2 separate regions of the Mus musculus genome follow, and region 1 is linked to region 2. The links are chromatin contacts, found by Hi-C or POLR2A ChIA-PET in ENCODE. All regions are on one chromosome and are shown on one strand. The core of a region is the stretch at or near the end of the contact, and the rest is flanking DNA. Distances in the headings are between cores, read along the strand shown. Region 1 overlaps Hadh (hydroxyacyl-Coenzyme A dehydrogenase). Region 2 holds the start of Rpl34 (ribosomal protein L34).

The links. A loop is a pair of places that touch in the nucleus more often than their neighbours do. ChIA-PET counts read pairs that join two places held with the same protein, here RNA polymerase II (POLR2A).
Region 1: a loop to region 2 is called in a map of CH12.LX, with 2.9 times the contacts of the local background. The contact joins the enhancer-like site here to the promoter of Rpl34 in region 2. A Hi-C loop is called at or near these places in 1 of 37 maps with a recorded cell type or tissue (CH12.LX). POLR2A ChIA-PET finds 5 or more read pairs at or near these places in 3 of 5 experiments (Patski and embryonic stem cell).

What each region holds. Positions count from the first base shown.
Region 1 is chr3:131,245,160-131,247,997 of GRCm38, reverse strand. It overlaps Hadh (hydroxyacyl-Coenzyme A dehydrogenase), which reads left to right. Exons shown (of 8, transcript NM_008212.4): 4 at 2,712-2,838. Among named protein-coding and RNA genes, the nearest start is that of Hadh, 26 kb to the left of the region's middle. Within about 2 kb of position 1,522, at least 1 of the 3 ENCODE cell types and tissues checked has a DNase peak (open chromatin) inside an H3K27ac peak, as active enhancers do.
Region 2 is chr3:130,729,028-130,731,809 of GRCm38, reverse strand. It overlaps Rpl34 (ribosomal protein L34), which reads left to right and starts at 1,412. Exons shown (of 5, transcript NM_001005859.3): 1 at 1,412-1,492; 2 at 2,508-2,581; 3 at 2,660-2,759. The coding sequence starts at 2,517.

The sequences.
Region 1 (2,838 bases), core at 273-2,772, 520 kb before region 2:
CTCTTTGAGTGTATAGGGGCTGTTTGCATTCAAACCTCTGCCATTCTGGATCCTGAGAGGGGCAGGAGCAAAAGGGACCTCAGGCTGCGGTAGGCACAATGAGAACAGACTCTCTGGAGGCAGCTTTCGTGAGACAGCTCATTTAATGTGGGGAACAAAGGCTACTTAAACCTTTGGACAGTGGGTAGCCGCTTTTGGGGTGGGCCTGGGCCAGAACTCTAGAGATGTCTCTTTTAAATAAGGAGGAATTCCAGGTGCCATTGGACGTGACCTTATAAGGCAAGAGGCAGTTCAACCTGGCTACTGGGCTGTGTGACCTCCACCAGGGGGCAAACTGTGAGGGCACAGGGCTATGTGCACGGGGACAGACACAGGCAGGACAGAGAGGAGGAGATTTCCAGGCTTGGACTCGCCTCAACCCCACTCTTGCTCTGGGCCGGCTCACCACAGCTCCATGGCTCCCTGGACCCCCCAGCCTCCGTCACCTCTTTGCAGAACTACTGGGTTTCATCCTGTGTTCCTTGTGCACATGAGGGGTATAACTGCCCATGTCCAGTGTCACACCTGTGTGTTTCCTGCAGTCATTGTGGGACACGGGGAAAGTCTTTTTTTTTTAAAAACAGATTTATTTATTTATTATATGTAAGTACACTGTAGCTGTCCTCAGACACTCCAGGAGAGAGCATCAGATCTCGTTACGGATGGTTGTGAGCCACCATGTGGTTGCTGGGATTTTGAACTCAGGACCTTTGGAAGAGCAGTCGGTGCTCTTAACCGCTGAGCCATCTCACCAGCCCCGGGGGAAAGTCTTAAATAAATGCCTGCTGGGGAGTTCAGAGCGGACCAGACAGAAGGCAAAGCGCCTTTGTGCCATTTTGAACACTTTTCTGTTTTCAATTTTATTTGGGTTTAATTGGAACCCGCTTGAGGGCATTCAGTGAACACCAGGCTTCCTGGGAAGGACAGCAGGAAAGGCAGCCATAGCAGGGTCATGGAGGAGTTGCCAGGCTTGTAAAATGGTACATAGGTAACACTGTAGGGTCACACTCTAGGACCGCCTCTTAGTGTTTGACTCTTAGCTTTTGGCAGTTATGATGACTGGCTGGTTCACTGCCGCGTGCTTATGCCCACGTGATGTGTCTATGGCCCATGGCCGACTTGGCCACACTTCCCTTCTTGGTTAGACTGGAATGGAGTAAAGTTACAAGCAAAAGTCATTTTTAGGGAAGCACCGGTGACCCGTGGCTGAAGGAAACACTTGCACATCAGCTTATGGGGCTGTAAACCCTCAGGTGTGTGTCCTGGTGACCTTCTTGTCCCCTGTACAGCACTCTGCTGGTCATGTGCATTTAGCGCTTCAGAAACAGGACAAAGAGGACACCTGGTACTGGGGTTTGTCTCTCAAGTCAGCACAGAGCCTGGGAAGGCCATCAAACCAAGGCCAGTAACAACAACGTGACTTCACTGTTCTCCTGAAGCAGTCTGACCTTGATGCGAGGTCACCTAGTGGCAGTGAGCATCCAACGCCCCCTGGTGTCAGTGGAGGGTAAGGAGAGGATGGGGGAGGGGCAGTCGGGAGGCTAGGCCAGCTCTACCTTACCTGGGGATGGCCCAAAGTTTCCAGCCTGTGACTGAAGGGTCTTGAGGTAGAAGATTTCAAAGACCTTCCCAGTTGGTACCTTGGATTTTTAAAAAGCCCGCCCCAGAGGTTGGATCTGTTAGTGCCTGACCTTAAGCCTCGGATACCTTCGTCCCTTACCTACCTACCCACTTAGTCTACACACACACACCAAAGACGGTCTTCTTCTGTAGTCCAAGGTGACAACCTCCAACCCACAATCCTGCCTCAGCCACCCAGGTACTAGGTGTATATGTGTATTTGGATACTCACAGGCGTCTCTCTTTTCCAAATTACTGATTTCTTTTTGCCCCAGCTGGTTTCTTCCTGCCAGCCCCTGACTTTGGTCAGCAACCCTAGAGAGAATATGGTCAGTAGGGGCCACTGTCCTTGGGTAGTAGGACCAGATCCAACTGTGCTAAAGGGCATCCTACTGGTTTGTAAGTTATCCACAAGGTGGCGCTGTAGGAACGGGATTTGCCTTGGTGCCTTTGGCAGCCTCACTTTATTTCTGGTCTTAGCAGATGAAGTTTTGAGAAGAGAATTGGATTTGGTCTCTGACAGTATGTGATTTGCAAGTTGATAAGTTAAGGTTCTATATGCATAAAATAAGACAAGTGTGTTTTCAGGATAGCCTGTAAAACGGAGGTCTGTGAACATGTGTTTTGTGTGTGTGTGTGTGTGTGTGTGTGTGTGTGTACTCTTCTGTCCCAGGTTGTCTGAGACTAAACTTCCCTTTCGGCCATGTTCAAAGCCTGTGTCTTCATTTCCATTCTTGTCTAATGACCAGGTTAAAGCTCTGCACTAGAGGGGGAACTGTTCTATGCTCCTGGGGGCGCAGCTGTGTTTCTCTGAGGATTGTTTACAGTTTCAAGTGTCTGATCACTTCACTGTGCCACGTCTGGTAGATGTGGGGATTTAAATAGAAAACGCAGTCGCTTGGTTTCAGCCTCTCCTGTTGCTGCACCTTCTGACTGACTTCCTCAGCGGGACATGCGGTGGGGTGGGGAGTGGTGGTAGGTCTGCCTCGGGCACCGGGATGATACGGTGCCGTGATGCTGACAATGGGCTCCCGTGTTTCTTCTCTCCACAGACACACCATCTTTGCCAGCAACACGTCTTCTTTGCAGATCACAAACATAGCCAATGCCACCACCAGACAAGACCGATTTGCTGGCCTCCACTTTTTCAACCCCGTGCCTATGATGAAGCTTGTGGAG
Region 2 (2,782 bases), core at 163-2,662:
TATGTTTATCTGCATCAAGATGGAGAGATTGGAAGGTTTTCAGTGTCGACTCTTTTTCCTTTTACACCATTATTCGTCAGAATCTGTAGCGCTCCATGGAGTGGAACACTTTATTAACCATGTGGTTGTTAGCGGGTAGCTGATTATATCAGGGCATTACATGTTATGCAATGAAAACATGAATGGACTGGGTGAAAACATTTAGGTCATTAATTTGATGACTTTTTTTTTCTTTTTTTTTTGCTTTTTTTTTTTTTTTTTTTTTTTTTTTTTTGCTTTTTCGAGACAGGGTTTCTCTGTGTAGCCCTGGATGTCCTGGAACTCACTCTGTAGACCAGGCTGGCTGGCCTTGAACTCAGAAATCTGCCTGCCTCTGCCTCCCAAGTGCTGGGATTAAAGGCGTGCGCCACCACTGCCCGGCTTAATTTGATGATCTTGCCTTGGCATGTCTTCATTTAAAAATGAATAAGGAAATGTATTCATTCATTTATTCAAAACTAGGTTTGTCTCTCTACACCAGCCTTTATCCAACGCCTAAAACAGAGACTGGAGAGATTCCACAGTGGGAAGAACAGAGACCGCAGGCGCATGCATACGGACAGCTATTTGAGAGAGACCCGAGGAAAGGATATAGTCAGAGCGGTTTACCTAGTTTCTTGACAAAGATGGCAGTGATAATGGGCTCTTCTTTCAAGTCCAAGGAAGGTGTTCATTACTTTTGACAACATGATGAAAAACAAGGACCCATAGTGTAAACGTTCACATAGACATTTGGAGGTCGCTGACTCCCTCTGGTCCTCCTCTTCATCTTGCAGACAAAACTTTACCATCCAGGCAAAGTCTCAAATAGTCGTTTGCACACAATCATAAATTAACCACCCTTTATAGCGTTCTTGCTCTCTGTAAGACTTGCAGGTTAAGTGCTTTAACTTTGGGAGATCTTTTGATCAGAGCGCCACAGGGGTATTTAATATCTTCCTTTTAGAGACTTGCGGACTTGCCCAAAGTGAGATAGCTAGTAATTAGCAAATGCTTGGTTAAAAGTCTGTAAAGTGTGTGCTCTGGCTGAAAAACAGAAGAGGCCGGGAAGCAGAAGGGCCCGGGCTACCTTATGTACAGGACGCCATAAAGATTTTAAACCAGGTCTAATTACCCTAGGATAAAGGCATCGTGGCCCTTGTTTTCTCTTATGGAAGTGGGGACGCCTCCTCTGTCACTCGCTTTTGCTCCCACCAGGGACCCTACACCTAACTTCTCACGTGACGTTCCTACCGGGGCTAGAAAACGCACCCGCCTACGGAAGCCGCACTACACATCCGCCGCTCAACGCGGCGCCATCCACACAGGTTCCCCGCGTCCGCTTCCGTACAACATGGCGGCGCGCTCGCTGACGCGCCGCCTTCCCTGACGTACTTCCTGTCCGGCGCCGTCACACTTGACCCCTGAACTCACCCGCCCCTTCCTTTTCCTCTTCCGGGGACGGTGCTCAGAGGTATGGTGGCCTTCTTCTGCTCTGTGTTTTTTTACCGTTTACGATCCGTAGCCATCCGAGGCGTCAGGCGGGCGGGACGCCCTTGGGGTCGGGACTGTCGCTGGGGTCGGTGGTGAGGGACGAGGAGAGGTGCGTACCGGCCGAGGCCTCGGCTCGTAGACTCGGGAAGCCCGAGATCAAACCCGGCTTCCGAAGCGGTGAGTGGCCGGAGCTGCGCGCACCCTGGCCGTCGGCTACGGCGAGCGAGAGACCGAGTCGTGGTCGTGAAGCGCAGAGCGAGCGGAGCGCGGCCTCCGGCTGCTCCCCTGGTGCTGTCTGCCATGGTGGCTAGTCAGCGAGCGGGACGCGGCGGCGGCGGCTGGCTTGGTTAGGAAGATACGAATCAAGCAGTGGCGGCTCAGGGTCCTTAGCACTGGTCCGGGTCGCGCTTGGCGTTTGGGCTCCTTTTACGTAAAGTGGGTGTTGGGAAGGTGTGGAAGACAGGTCACCTGTAGCGCTTATTAATCAACTCCAGCCATTCGTCCCAGGGCTTGAGATTTAAACGAAGTCGCCTGTGTGTGAAGCTCTCGGGTAGAATGTTTGTCTGGCACGTTGACGGTCTGGAGTCCAAAATGCAGCATCGCTGCTGCGGGCTGGAGAGTCCTTTAGTAGCTGGTCTGCTAAGGAACGAACGAAGTTGGATTTGAAACAGCACGAAACCCGGCCCTAGTAGTAAACAAGACTTCTCCAGGACGCTGTTTTGGGACAAGACCTAGATTGTCATGACGCCTTACCAGCTGCCGCCACTGGGGTAGTTCGGTGTCTTCATCCTACTGGTAGCTGTATAAATTAGGGGGGAATACTGTCTTAGAGCCCAGGAGCTCTTCATCTCTAGTTTAAATGTGGGATTCTTTAGAACCGGGCCTTTGTAAGAGCACGGTGTGAATGAGTGTGTATATGAATGTAAGATATTTTATGTGGTGACGCTTTGGCCTTTATTATGGTGAAAGGTGATTGTGTTCTCTCTAAATTGTAGGCACTCAGGATGGTCCAGCGTTTGACATACCGCCGTAGGCTTTCCTACAACACAGCCTCTAACAAAACTAGGCTGTAAGTATCTGCAAGTTTGAAATAACTTTCAAATCGCTTTCTCTAGTATGCTGAGCTACTTACAATCTCCCTTCCTAGGTCTCGAACCCCTGGCAACAGGATTGTTTACCTCTACACCAAGAAGGTTGGGAAAGCACCTAAATCTGCATGTGGCGTGTGCCCAGGCAGACTTCGAGGGGTGAGTGTCCTTTTGATAGAGTT